5 separate regions of the Homo sapiens genome follow, and all the other regions are linked to region 5. Evidence: chromatin contacts called from ENCODE Hi-C or POLR2A ChIA-PET data. All regions are on one chromosome and are shown on one strand. The core of a region is the stretch at or near the end of the contact, and the rest is flanking DNA. Distances in the headings are between cores, read along the strand shown.

Region 1 (2,700 bases), core at 201-2,700, 750 kb before region 5:
CTCGGCCTCCCAAAGTGCTGGGATTATAGGCATAAGCCACCGTGCCCAGCCTTATATTGACACATTTTTAAGGGATTTGGGGGGGGGCAGGGGTTCTTTGCAACAATGTAAACATCCAGTCCCTCATCAAACTTTCAATTTTTTTTCACGTACTAATTTATATCAGTTTGGAATTATGATTCCCTCTGTTATTTAATGGGTTTTAATCTATAACTAGCATTATTTATTTTGATGCTCAAACCATGTCAAGTTTGGTCAGTGGAAGTCCCTTCAATCTGGTTTCCATGTCCTTTGAACACGTCCCCACCATTCTTTGAGCACTGCCTTACTTTCAAGCACAAGATGTTCCAAGTTCATTCTGAACTTTCCCTTCCCCAGCTCTGGAATCTGCCATTTCTCCATGGAGCCTTGCTCCTTTCAGTGGAGCATGGTATTTAGGAACCAAGGGCTGACTGCCTAATGTGCTTTCCAAGTATAATTTCCTCAGTCCAAGCTTTTCAAATTGATCTGCCAAAGACCCATTGCCAAAGATCCATTGCCAGAATATAAGAGTGGAAGGAAATTCTTAATATTTTTTGAAAGTTACTATTATTTTCATTTTTCTCTTTGTAAAAAATTCATTTAATTCAATATAAAAAGACAAAAATCTTTGGCACATAAATCGCAACTCTCTGATGCAAATGTTTAAATAAAGCTGATACTCCAAGAAGACGCAACATATTCTCTTTATCCCACAGACATATAGGCCTATGGTTGCAAACTTTTATACACACACAGAGTCACAATTCCACTGGCACCCGTGATGTTCCACATCCAGATTTTCCAAATCACACATTCTCATCTTCACATAGCCTTGCCGGCAACCACACGGCATAGTACCACATTGTTACGTCAAGCACAGCCAGTCTACCACAGAGCCTGTCGTCCCATTGACCAAAGTCACAAAAATCACAGCCCCGGGTATTTACTGTGGTTTTCTCCAGTCAGATCCCTTCACTCACTACACACTGACTCACACTCAAATTACACACACGCGGAAACACAACCCGCCAGAGCCAGAGAGGTTCCGTCGGTCCCGCAACCCTCACAGTGCCACACACACGCGCTCACAAGGCAAATACAAATGGCCAGGCACTCATTCTTTACAATACACATATTAAGCGCCTATTATGTACTACACGCCGGGACTACCTCAAGAGGTGAAACAAACAAAATCCTGCCTGGCGGAGCTATCGCCCAGTCCCGCACGCACTCGGCCTCAGGGTCACACTCGGCGGTCCCACGCTCAAGTGGCCCGGCCAGTGGCCCAGAGGCGTCTGTTCTCCTCCTCAGCTTCCTGCGTGGGTTCCTGGTAAGTGAGTCGAACCCGCCGGATGCGCGCGCGCCTGCGCCTCCGCCCAAAAGGATCAGTTTCCGGCTGTGGACTACATTTCCCAGAAGCCCCTTGGGCAGTGTTGCCTGGACCCCAAGGGCCCTTTACATTGCGTTCTTAACGGTTCAGTCACCTTAACCGTTATTATTCACTTGCGGGCGAGAAGTCCGAGCTAGGTGAGGCGGAACGGGACTCTTACGAGTAGGACTGGGGATAGAACTGCCGCCCAAAGTGAGGCGCTCCAGGGCCCAGACCTGGCGTGTCGTGCCCGCAGGGAGCCTCAGGCCTGTGCGTGCTTGGGGAGCGGAGAAGGGAAATTGTGTGACAAAATGTGGCAGACGGTGTATGTGTGTGTGTGCGCGCGACGGGGCGCCTGTCAGGACCGGGTTGGGCGGGTGTGGGTGCGGGTGTGAGGCTGAGACAGGTGCCTGGCTCTCTGGTGTGTGTCACTGACCCTCTACCCTCCTCACGGCCTCGGTGTTTGCACACAGCAGTGTCCCCAAGAGGGAAGTCAAATATCGAGCTCTGGGATGAAGGTTCCCAGCAAGAAGGTACAGACCTGGGTTGGCGATTGGACTTTTGAATTAGAAGTGTCCCTAAAACAGACTCCTGGGACGACAGGTTGGAAGACTGCGCAGTTGGAGCCGCTGTGTGGGCAGCTGCATGTTTCAGAACCACTGCATTCCCATACCTTTGATCTAGAAACCTGGTGTGAGTTCAGAGACAGATCCCAGCCTCACTCTCACACAGCTGTTATGTGCGTGAGGTCAGCACAGATGTGGCGCTGGAGGGGATATTCTAGGTCGGTCTGTGCTCTTAAGAAAGGCCTGCTGTCTCATGATTATTTTTCTTCCCCCATTCTGCTATTCATCAAAACAGGGATCCTGAAAAGGAGGGAACAATTGTTGTAGCAGGTCTAAAAGTTCAGGTCCAGGTAAGTTTATATTTCCTTTTTATTCATAAAATGGAAATCACACATTCTAATCCTCACACAGCCTTGCCTGCACCCAGTCATACGGCGTGGTACCACACTGCTATGTCAAGCACAGCCACAATCTACCACAGAGCCTGTCACCTCATTGCTCACAGTCACAAAAATCACATCCCCAGGTACTTTCTGTAGCTTTCATTTGCATTTTTCCCTTTGAAGAAGTTCATTTGATTCAATCTAAAAAGACTAAATTATTTGTCACATAAATTGCAACTCTCTGGTCTATATCTTTAAGTAAATCTTTAAATAAATGCATAAAATGTTTTTGTTTTTAGGAAATGGAAACATTGCTTTGCTTTTCCTGAATTGTCCAGTGACCTATCCCAGGCCTTCCTTT
Region 2 (2,700 bases), core at 85-2,584, 580 kb after region 5:
GGGGCCTGTCTGGCCAGAAGGAAATGTCTGTGCTGTGGCCTGGTCACCCCCGCCCCCAGGACCTGCTGGGCTGCTGCCGCCCCCGGCCGGGGCTGAGGCCGAGTAAACACAGCAAACACAGCCGCCGGCAGCCTGGGATATTTATACCGAGGCTGGGCGTGGGTCCAGTGCCCACCACAGCCCCTGCCCTGCCCTGCCTTGCCTGCTGCCACAGCCAGCTCCGAGCCAGCGTGGCACCAGCCGGCAAGGGGACGCGCCGCAGACACAGCCTGCGCTGGGTATGGAGGCCAACAGGCACTGGCCGCTCATGATGCAGGCGGCTCCATGGACGCACCCTGTCCCCCTCCCCTGAAAACACCAGCACACAATGTGGACCCACACTCGCAGCTGCTCACAAACACACATCCACCCCTGCTGAGAACGCGAAATCCCCTCAACGATGATGCAAAACAGACCCACACAACTCCACACACTGCAGTCACCAGCCTACATGTGGGAACACAGCATGCAGACACCACCTTAGCACCTGCTCACAGCACCCACAGGCTGGGAACACCAGTCCCTGAGATGGACACACAGCCCCGAAGTACAGCCCTCCCTCACACAGACAAACACTGAGAACCACAGGAAGCATGCTGGATGCACACCACGTAGACAAACATGCTCAGAATACCAGCGACACATGCACTGATCACAGTGCAACCCAGAAACAACTCAACTCATCTGCCTCATATGTAAGAAACACACACGGCCGGGCGCGGTGGCTCATGCCTGTGTCTCAGCACTTTGGGAGACCAAGGTGGGTGGATTACAAGGTCAGGAGTTCGAGACCAGCCTGGCCAACATGGTGAAATCCCATCTCTACTAAAAATACAAAAATTAGACGGGTGTGGTGGTGGGTGCCTGTAATCCCATCTACTCGGGAGGCTGAGGCAGGAGAATCGCTTGAGCCTGGGAGGCGGAGCTTGCAGTGAGACAAGATCGCGCCATTGCACTCCAGCCCAGGCGACAGAGCAAGACCCCGTCTTACACATATACACACACACTCACTCCCCTCTCCTGGAGAAACACCATTCCCACAGATGATTAACATATGCAGAAAACACCACATTTCAAGTCAAACTTACACTTAAAAATGCACAAATTTACACTCAGAAGAACAGTGAAGATGTTGAGAAAAATATCAGACACACAATATGCCCCAGATACATGGCCGACTTGCAGAATCAAACAGTGCCAGAGCATAAAACCCACAGAAAATACAACAGCTTGCCCAGCAGAAATACAAAATGCAGACGCACACCCCAGAAATGCAGCGCAGCCACAAACACACGGAGCTAACACGTGCTGGGGACACACATAGACAAGACCATCCATACCAAACAGCACACAGGCCCCCAGAACACCCATGCCAGACGCAGCTCACGCCACAAAGCTTGGAATCACGCACACAATAAGTTCCTGAACACACAAATCCGAATCCACACTGGAACCTCAAATACTCTGCATGTCCAGAGACTAAGGGGGAAGGGGCTTTCTCTCACCCACCAATCTCCCCACTCCCCCTTGCTGACCCGGGTCCCAGGCCCGTCTTGGGGGCGGGGGAGGGGGCAGGAAGGCCTGAGCTGGCCTCCCCCAGCAGCTTCCTGCCCCACGGGGGCTGGACAGGAAGCTGGGGCTCCAGCCGGAACCCAGGCTCCCCCCACGACTTCCCTCTGTGGCCCCGGGCCGCCTGCAGAGGCAGGGGCGGGGCAGGGGGAGGAAGCGGGGAGCCCCAAACCCCCTGCCCTGCCCCTGCGGTCGGCCACAGGCGGGGGCAGACTTGTCCCGACGGGGCTGAGCCACCCATCGGGCCTGGGTGCCAGGGTGGCAGGGCAGGGGCAGTGCGCACGCGGCCAGAGGAAGGTGCTGAGCCCACAGTTTCCCCTCCCCGCCCTGTGGGGCTGTGCCAGCTCAGCCGGCAGCCCTGGGCAGGTGGGCGGGGTGTGTCATGAGGGCGTGTTGGGCAGGCCGACCACACCGCGAATGTGCAGCCAGCACTTGTCCTCAGGCCGAGGCACGAGCTGGGGCTGGGCATGTGAGGGCCGCGTCTGCCACCCTGGGGGTGTGTCTGCTCCGTCTGGGACCCTGGGTGTGACAGTGTGTCTGGGCGTGACGTGACGGGGTCGCTGCAATCTGTGGGGCCCTGTGGGACTCCCCAGGCTGGAATTGTGCGTGTGTGGCGGAGGGTGTGGGATGTCAGACTGAGTGGGTAAGACCGACCTGCTGTCTGTGAGGTTGTGACGTGTCAGACCTCTGTGTGGGGTGTGTCTGGTGGGACTGTGACAGGTCCGACTGTGGACATGCACCCTGGACCTGTTTGTGACTGTGAACCCATGGAGGAGGAGGTGGCTGTTGAGGGATCCATTTCCTGTCCGGGCTCTGATGCCGTGATGCGTGTGCGTGCATGACACTGTTTGAATCAGTGTCTGGTGTGCGGTGGTTGCGACCATGACCCTGTGGAATATATTTGTATATGACTGTGTTGTGCCAGGTCCCTATTGAAGTCTCTGCTCGTGTTGTGTCCCAGTGAGGCTCCGAGGCTGGGTGGTGTTTACGTGATGGGCTGACACTTTCTCTATTTGTATCTGTGTATATGTGGGCTGCAGCTGCTGCCAAATGACACAGCCCATGTGTTACGGGCCCTGCAGGAATCTCTGT
Region 3 (2,700 bases), core at 3-2,502, 920 kb before region 5:
CCCTACACTGCTTCCTTGCCCCCCTACACACACACACACACCCTAATATTCCTACCACAGACCTTTCTCCAGGCACCCCTCTTTATACCAGGGTCATTCCACAACTGTGTCCACTCCTAGAGGGCCTCAAAGTCAAATCCCCAAGTTATCACATAGGGTTCTCTCCTCCCAGAGTTGTCAGCTACAGCAAAAATCTTCTCCCCATGGGCCACTCTCTCCCCCATGTCAAATCCCTTTCTCCTATTCCATGCCTTGCCACTCCACGACTCCTCCACCCTTGGAGCTTCCCCCAAAAAACCACCTCTTCTCCGGGGCCCTCCCACACCAGGATCATCTCTCCCAGCCCCCACCCCCTACCCGGGTCAGGGCTGGCGCGGGGCCCACGGGGGGCTGGGGCGCGGTGGGGCCCCCAGTGGGGTGGGCGAGCGGCCAGCATGGCGGCGGTGGCGGCGCTGAAAAGGCGACCGCCTGTCTCTGGCCCGGCCGGCCCCGCGGCGGGGAGGGCAAGCGGGACAGGAGGCCCGGTGGGTGACAACAGCAGCCGCCACTGCCACCGGGGGCGGGGAGAGGAGGGGACAAGGGTCAGCCCAGGGCACGCGGGGGAAGAGTAGAGCAGGTGGACGGGGGAGGGGCGACACGCCCCACCCTGAGTGACCACCAGCCCCTAGGGACCCGGCGTCCCGCCCCCCACCCAGGAGGCCCTCCTGGGCCTGCTGAGACCGGAAGGCGGGGCCCGACTGAGCTTGGCAATCGGCACCTGCCATGGCAACAACTGTACCATTGGTCGCTGGTGCCAAGAGCTCAGCCAATCACAGCCTAGGGCAGCTGTTGCTAGGCGACGAAGAAGCGGCCCGCGGAGCTGAGCCCAAACAAAGGGCGGGAGTGGGGCCCGGCTACCCCCTCCCAGCCTCCCTCCTGCAACTGCTTCCTCGGGCTTGGCCGGTTCCAGGAATTCAACTATGAATAGCCAGGCAGGGCCCGCACCTGCCTGCCACCCCCCTCCTCTCCTCCCTTGGCCTCGTGCTAAGTCTCACGGCGACGGGAGCAGGGCGGATCCCGTCCTGCCCACCTCCCTGCGACCGCTTGCCGCCCCACCCGTCCCCGCGCCGTTACCTGAAGGAGCGGGCAAGGGGACTCAAACTGCTCGGGGAGCCCGAGCTCAGACCTGCCCACTGGCTGAGGGTATCCGGCGGACGCGGCAAGCCAGGGCCCCGATTACCCAGTAATGCAACCAGCAAAATGGCGACCACAACAAACCGGCCCCCCCACGCCCTGGACTCCGCCCCCATCCCTCCCTCTCCGCTCCCCTCACGTGACCCACACTGACACTCCGCCTGCGCGAGATGGCCGCTTACCTGCACGCATGCGCAGCGAGCTACCAATCCCACCCAAGAACCGAAATCCAGGCTGCCGCTGCGCAAAGGCAGCTAGAAACGGAGCATGCGCTCTGTGACCGAGTGAGAATTTACCCAACCCCGCAAAATTGACCAAGGGTGCGTGCTCCCTGTGTCAGCAGGTCAAGGGGAGGAATGAGCAGCAGACATGGGAGACGGATGAGTCTTTTAATAGAAAAACACACGTGCAACAGTATCAACACACATCTCTCGCAATCCTGACAGCGCTGAACTTCAGTTCTTCACCTTGGGGGGTGGCCTGTGAGAGGAAGATAGGTGATGAAGGAGGGTCCCCAGGATCATGGCACTCGGGGTGCAAGGGACAGAGATGTCTGTCTTGGTGTATTGCTGGGCCCCTGCTCACCTGTACACTCCCACGACCACGGCATGGTCTCTTTCATATGGCTCAAGGGTCAACTGCTCCTGCGGCTTCATGTTCTCCTGTTGCATCTTTTTCACTTCGGAGGCAAACACGGCCTCGGCTGAGGCTGTGGAGTCAATGCAGTTGGCCTAAAGAGGAGAAAGGACTAATGTCTACAACAGGGCTTTGGGCTGTTTTTCTCTTGTGTGCTCTTTAAACCAGATGTTTTCATTATTAATTCAAGTAAAACTCAGTGCTATGGTTCTAGTGTGTCCCCCAAAGTTCATGTGTTGGAAACGTAACCCTTAAATGCAAGAGTTGAGAGGTGGGACCTTCGAGAGATGATTCAGGTCATGAGGCCTCTGCCTTCCTGAATAGAGTAATGCTATTATCACAAGAGTGGGTTGCTGATTAAAAGGATGATTATGCCCCCTTTCTATCTTGCTCTCACCCTTCTGCCAATGGATGACAGCAAGAAGGCCCTCGCCAGATTCAGACCTCCAATCTTGGACTTTCCAGCCTTTGGAACTGGGAGCCAAATAAATTTCCATTCATTATAAATTACCCAGTCTAAGGCTGGGCGTGGTGGCTCACGCCTGTAATCCCAGCACTTTGGGAGGCCGAGGTGGCTCAATCACGAAATCAGGAGATTGAGACCATCCTGGCCAACACGGTGAAACCCTATCTCTACTAAAAATACAAAAATTAGTCGGGTGTGGTGGCGCACACCTGTAGTCCCACCTACTCGGGAAGCTGACGCAGGAGAATCGCTTGAACCCAGGAACTGGAGGTTGCAGTGAGCCGAGATCGTACCACTGCACTCCAACCTGGTGACAGAGTAAGACTCCATCTCAAAAAAATAAAAATAAAAATAAAAATAAATAAATTACCCAGTCTATAGCATTCTGTGATAGCTGCATAAAATGGGCTAAGACACTCGGGTTT
Region 4 (2,700 bases), core at 32-2,531, 780 kb before region 5:
AAAAAAAAGAAAAAAACAGATGAATGATAACCTTTAGAAGGGATCGGGAGGCCGGATGTGGTGGCTCACGCCTATAATCCCAGCACTTTGGGAGGCCAAGGCAGGCAGATCACTTGAGGTCAGGAGTTTGTGACCGGCCTGGCCAACATGGTGAAACCCTGTCTCTACTAAAAATACAAATATTAGCCTGGGCAACAGAGTGAGACTCCGTCTCGGGGCGGGGAGTGGAGGGGGGAGAAGAAGGGATGGGGGAAAGGGGAGCACATGAGGCTTCTACTGTTTGGTTTTGCGATCTGGATTCAGGTTGTATGGGCATGTTCACTTTGTGTAATTTTGTCGAGCTGTAATGATTTGTGCTCTTCTCTTTATTTAACTTCAATAAAAGGTTTACTTAACAAAAATTGTAGCTGGTGTGAAGGGTAGCAGTGTTTCCCTGGGGCCAAGAGTACAGGCTTTGGGGACAGACAGACCTGGGTCCCAATCTATGCTTTGTCCCTTCGGCACATTGTTGACTGTGGCTGGTGGCTTCGTGGCTCTGAGCTTGTCTCCTTCTCTATAAATGAGGAAACATAATACTTGCGACGATGATGCCTGTAAAGCTTAAGCGCAGGACCTGGCATAGATCTGTAAGGCGGAAACCTGGGATACAGAACTAAGGTCTATGGATCTCCTGTGCTACCCAACTTCTGGGCACTCGCTGCCTCCTTTTCCCCAGCCCAGACGCGTGGGTTCTACTCGATTGGTTGCTCACTGCGGGCTCGGGGCTCCTCAATCCCGGGGTAAAGCCCAGTATGAAATGTCACCTTCAGGGGCAGCTCGGATCTTCCCACGCCCGCGCGGCGCACAATCTTTGGATCAGCGCCACGTGGAGACCTTACCCGCCCGTACGATCAATCCCTTCTGTGGAACCCAGCTCAAGGACCCTCCAGCCCAGACACTAGAAAGCGAAGAGCAGTTGGCCGCCAGACTGTCCGTGCCAGAGCTCTGCGAACTTACTCCGTTGAAAGAGCAACGGGGCTGCGCCACCTCCCGGAGAGAACCCCCAGCCCTCCACGGCAGGGCGAGATGGCGCCACCGCGTGATACTGCGCACGCCCACAGCTCCCGTCCCGCCCTCGCGCCTGCGGGTACGGACAGCGCATGAGCTTATGTTGAGGGCGGAGCCCAGACCAGCCCTTCGTCCTATCCTGCCCTTCCAGCACCTCTCAGCCGTAACTTAAACTACACTTCCCAGAAGCCTCCTCAGCCAGGGACTTCCGTTGTCGTCAGCGGAAGCGGTGACAGATCATCCCAGGCCACACAGAGGCCGGCTTGGTCACTATGGAGGAGATAGGCATCTTGGTGGAGAAGGCTCAGGTACAGTGGGGACTTGGGCTTTTTAGTCCGGGCCGGGCTCGCGGGGAGAGGGTGAAGCCAGACCTGAGTGGGGGGAGGAATGGCTTCCAGGACCCCGGCCCAGGTTGGGGTTATTTTAGAGGCCTCGGTGGAGAGCTTTGTGCCATTCGAAGGCCTGTCTGGGTGGCCGAGTGATGGTAGGAGGTAAGGCTCAGAAAGCGGGGCTGGGGGAGTGAGTGACGTTAGTGGGTCTTTGAGACGGATTGATTTCGAACCCTGGCCGGTAGTGCTTAGTGAGGTCGGTGGCCCGGCGTTGGGATTGGGTCAGGCGGTGAGTGATATATGGGATCCCGCCGTGCGGCCGAGTGATCCCCGGGTCTGGGCTGCGGGGCTGACTGATGTTCAGGGCTTTGCTGATGGGGGTAATGGGGCGGGTAGTTAAGTATTATCTGTGGCTTGCCTGAGTGATATTTAGGTCTAAGGTGAGTTAGGAGACTGTGACATAAGGGATCTTTGAGGGGAAACTGGGGAATGTTGGGACTCGTTGAAGGCGCAGTCACTTTAACAGCCTATCTAGGAGAGCCATGTGACATTAGGAACCTCTTGAAGGGGATTGGGTGGCATTTGGGTCTGATAAGGAGTTGATGTGACGTTTAGATCCTAGTTGGGGGTTGTGTGACACTGGGGACATGTTATGAGTGGTATATGATAACATAAGATCTGTTTGAGGGGCAAGTTGACATAAAGAGCTTGTTTAGGTGGCCAAAAGGTTTCCAGGATCTATTTAGAGGGTCTTAAGATATCAGGGGTCTGTTAGGGGCTAAGTGACATCAGGGTGAAGTGGGGAGGGGAACAAACATTAGTGAAGTTGGGAAGCTTTCATGAGAGGACTGTCTTCTTCCAATGTGAGTTATCCCCTTTCGTCTAGGATGAGATCCCAGCACTGTCCGTGTCCCGGCCCCAGACCGGCCTGTCCTTCCTGGGCCCTGAGCCTGAGGACCTGGAGGACCTGTACAGCCGCTACAAGGTACATTCGACCCCCAACCCAGACCTTGCACAGGACCTGACATCTCATACTCTTCCCCACTTTCCACCACTCTCTGGATCAGCAAGTCTGGAGCCATCCCCTTCTGTCCCCTCTCTGCTCGCAGAAGCTGCAGCAAGAGCTGGAGTTCCTGGAGGTGCAGGAGGAATACATCAAAGATGAGCAAAAGAACCTGAAAAAGGAATTTCTCCATGCCCAGGAGGAGGTGAAGCGAATCCAAAGCATCCCGCTGGTCATCGGACAATTTCTGGAGGCTGTGGATCAGAATACAGCCATCGTGGGCTCTACCACAGGTGTGCTAAGGACACCTCATTCATTCAT
Region 5 (2,500 bases), core at 1-2,500:
GTGATCCACCCGCCTCGGCCTCCCAAAGTGCTGGGATTACATGCATGAGCCAAAGCACCCGGACTGGACTGGGCACTTGTGAGGACAGCTTTCTTCATTGCTGGAGGCACACCACCATGGAAGAGATCTAGGTGGGGGACCTAAGTAGTCAGCCTGTTTGATCTTGAGGACACGGGAACCCCCCCCCCACCCCAAGAGATCTGTGAAGTGTCTAGGGCAGAGCCTGGGTGGTGGGTGGGGCATGGAGACCCTACCGGTCCTTGTGTAGTTTCAGAAGCCTCTTCACATCTTCTCTGCCCTTGGGGACCGGGCCGGCCTTATCAAAGGCCTCCTTCAGGAGCTGGCTCTTCTCCAGGCCGAAGACATGACGGGGAGCAGGCCCTGTGGCAGCGGGTGGAGGAGGCAGTGGGAGCGGTGGGGGAACAGGGGTCTGCTGACTCCAGGGAGGGGATGGTAAAGCTGAAAAGTCCAGGGGACTTGGGGGTAGAGGAGGAGATGGAATGCTGCTGGCTTGGGGTACAGGGGTTTTTGGAGGAGAAATTGGTGGTTTTAGGGGAGGAGAGCATGGAGAAGTCATTTTGGGGTCTACAGGAGGTGTTGAGAGGTTCAGAAAGCGGGGAGGGAAGGATCCTCCAACGGAGAACGGTCTCAGGGATGGAGATTTTAAAGGTTTAAGAGCTGAGTTCCAGAATCTGGGGACTGAGCAGTGGGTGTGAAAGGACCAGGGCTAATATTTGAAACCACGGGAGCAGGAATTGCGAGGCTGACTCAAGTCATAAGGCACCTGACGGTTAACAGGGTGGGGTCCTTAAATCCGGAACCGGATCTGTGGTACCGGTTGGGTTACCTCGGGAGTCTTAGGTGGAGAGTTAGTAGGAGTTAACTCATTCTTTGGGGCTGGATGTGGAAACTCATGAGTGAGTTTGGGATATGAAGGCTCAGATCTAGAGTGAGGTGCCTTAAGGATGCGACTTAGGGACCCAGGGCTAAAGATTCGGAGAACTTAGGTTCAGTACCCCCTCACATCCCAGGCCCGAGTTCGGAACCTTTGAGCTGACCTTTGAGTCAGAGGTCAAGAGGTCAAAAAGGACACCTGGCAGGGAAAATGGCCTAGTTGTGGAGAAGGTCCTGGAACCAGAGCAACAAAAAACGTCTGTGGGTTGGAGAAGACTCAGAGATCAGAGGCCGGTGGGCGCCGCGATAACCACTGGAAAAAGGAAAGGAGTCAGGAAGTAAAGTGCACCTCCCACTCCCGGAAAATGGCGGCCCCCGCACACTGCCTTTCCCATATCACGTGGTATTACACGCAACAGTTCCCGCCCATTTTGCGATCACGTGACAGAAAACGCAGCTCTGGCGGGGGTAAGAGGCGGGACTCCAAAAAGGATTGCCTCCGGAAGACACCGCAGCGCGAGACGCGTACAGACTCGTGACCTTCACTGATTGGTCCGTAGACCCGGGCGCCACGGAAGGAGGTGGGCTTTCAGGGAGTGGGGCGGGGTTTTTCTACCTAGGCGGGAACCCAAATATCGTTTTGATTGGCAACAGCTGAGCCCAGAAACGAGACTTGCTCTGATTGGTCAAGCTACTGCGTTTCCGCGCGGCGATTGGCTGGCAGAAAGGCAGAGGCGGGGCCAGGAGAGAAAGCTTTGTGGTTTGGTCTCAGGGAAGTAGCAGGCGCCGGTTGAGAGAACTACGGCCCTGTCGGAAGGTAACCTCCGGTGCAAACGACCATCGGCGGCAGGCGAGCGGTACGCTTGGCGTCCGGGCCTTCCTGGGCCCGTCTGAGGAAACTTGCTGCTCGAGGCCAGGCTGCCTAGGACCTGTCCCTTTTTTCTATACTGGCTCCCACATCCGGGTTTTTTCTCCGGGACGGCCCTTCGGATGCTTGGGCCAATGGGAATCGCCATTTAGGGTGCTCCGCCCACCGGGTCGCGTAGAGCATCCTGGAAGTCGTAGTAAATCTCTCGAGAGTTCTCTCCGCACGCGGGCTGGAGAAGCGGGTCCTACGCACGCTTTGTTGTCGCGCTTTGCCTCCGTCCTTGCCCCTACTCCCGCCTTACCTGACTTCCTTTTCGGAGGAAGATCCTTGAGCAGCCGACGTTGGGACAAAGGATTTGGAGAAACCCAGGGCTAAAGTCACGTTTTTCCTCCTTTAAGACTTACCTCAACACTTCACTCCATGGCAGTTCCCGAGACCCGCCCTAACCACACTATTTATATCAACAACCTCAATGAGAAGATCAAGAAGGATGGTGAGTTCTCGGGATAGTCCGGAGTCCAGACTGTCCCGCACGGGCTGGCCCCTCTTCCGTCCCCTGCACCCGCCTCTCTTTCTAAGTGTTTGTCCAGCCAAACTTCGAGTTAACTCCTTGGCCTTTACACAAACTACTTCCTGTCTTCAACACTCCATTAGTTCATCTTACACTCTGCCCTTTAACGTGGTCACTGCTGCTCATCTTACAAGGTTTGAGGTCACAGGACCCTTCCTCCAGGAAGC

What was found. Hi-C counts contacts between places; a loop is a spot of excess contacts on that map. ChIA-PET counts read pairs that join two places held with the same protein, here RNA polymerase II (POLR2A). Pooled maps may share reads with other maps.
Region 1: a map of transverse colon shows a loop between it and region 5 (7-fold over the local background). The contact joins the promoter of ZNF546 here to the promoter of ACTMAP in region 5. A Hi-C loop is called at or near these places in 1 of 168 maps with a recorded cell type or tissue (transverse colon) and 5 of 50 pooled maps. POLR2A ChIA-PET finds 5 or more read pairs at or near these places in 1 of 52 experiments (activated CD4-positive, alpha-beta T cell).
Region 2: a pooled map shows a loop between it and region 5 (6-fold over the local background). The contact joins the enhancer-like site here to the promoter of ACTMAP in region 5. A Hi-C loop is called at or near these places in 6 of 50 pooled maps. POLR2A ChIA-PET finds 5 or more read pairs at or near these places in 7 of 52 experiments (A549, H1, T-cell and 3 more).
Region 3: a map of CD8-positive, alpha-beta T cell shows a loop between it and region 5 (34-fold over the local background). The contact joins the promoter of DYRK1B here to the promoter of ACTMAP in region 5. A Hi-C loop is called at or near these places in 1 of 168 maps with a recorded cell type or tissue (CD8-positive, alpha-beta T cell), 1 of 37 single-sample maps with no recorded cell type and 8 of 50 pooled maps. POLR2A ChIA-PET finds 5 or more read pairs at or near these places in 1 of 52 experiments (GM12878).
Region 4: a loop to region 5 is called in a pooled map, with 8 times the contacts of the local background. The contact joins the promoter of PSMC4 here to the promoter of ACTMAP in region 5. A Hi-C loop is called at or near these places in 6 of 50 pooled maps. POLR2A ChIA-PET finds 5 or more read pairs at or near these places in 2 of 52 experiments (B cell and BJ).

The regions. Positions count from the first base shown.
Region 1 is chr19:39,995,610-39,998,309 of GRCh38, forward strand. ZNF546 (zinc finger protein 546) reads left to right here and starts at 1,451. Exons shown (of 7, transcript NM_178544.5): 1 at 1,451-1,548; 2 at 2,252-2,306; 3 at 2,639-2,700. RefSeq lists enhancers at 599-1,100, 1,086-1,265, 1,101-1,600, 1,273-1,567 and a silencer at 2,386-2,485.
Region 2 is chr19:41,325,902-41,328,601 of GRCh38, forward strand. No RefSeq gene overlaps it. Among named protein-coding and RNA genes, the nearest start is that of CCDC97, 17 kb to the left of the region's middle. RefSeq lists enhancers at 1-330, 659-798, 1,741-2,262 and silencers at 909-958, 1,498-2,017. Within about 2 kb of position 1,335, at least 35 of the 41 ENCODE cell types and tissues checked have a DNase peak (open chromatin) inside an H3K27ac peak, as active enhancers do.
Region 3 is chr19:39,832,910-39,835,609 of GRCh38, forward strand. It overlaps DYRK1B (dual specificity tyrosine phosphorylation regulated kinase 1B), which reads right to left and starts at 1,253. Exons shown (of 11, transcript NM_004714.3): 1 at 1,114-1,253. FBL (fibrillarin) reads right to left here. Exons shown (of 9, transcript NM_001436.4): 8 at 1,759-1,904; 9 at 1,549-1,653. The coding sequence ends at 1,629. RefSeq lists silencers at 426-695, 956-1,065.
Region 4 is chr19:39,969,884-39,972,583 of GRCh38, forward strand. PSMC4 (proteasome 26S subunit, ATPase 4) reads left to right here and starts at 1,282. Exons shown (of 11, transcript NM_006503.4): 1 at 1,282-1,355; 2 at 2,263-2,361; 3 at 2,486-2,672. The coding sequence starts at 1,320. LOC124904720 (a long non-coding RNA gene) reads right to left here and starts at 1,088. Exons shown (of 3, transcript XR_007067260.1): 1 at 997-1,088; 2 at 471-553. RefSeq lists enhancers at 602-651, 1,152-1,541, 1,566-2,245.
Region 5 is chr19:40,749,227-40,751,726 of GRCh38, forward strand. ACTMAP (actin maturation protease) reads right to left here and starts at 1,251. Exons shown (of 6, transcript NM_198476.5): 1 at 255-1,251. The coding sequence starts at 577. SNRPA (small nuclear ribonucleoprotein polypeptide A) reads left to right here and starts at 1,977. Exons shown (of 6, transcript NM_004596.5): 1 at 1,977-2,255. The coding sequence starts at 2,183. RefSeq lists enhancers at 702-1,327, 1,019-1,258, 1,799-1,868, 1,956-2,500 and silencers at 1,459-1,598, 1,863-2,045.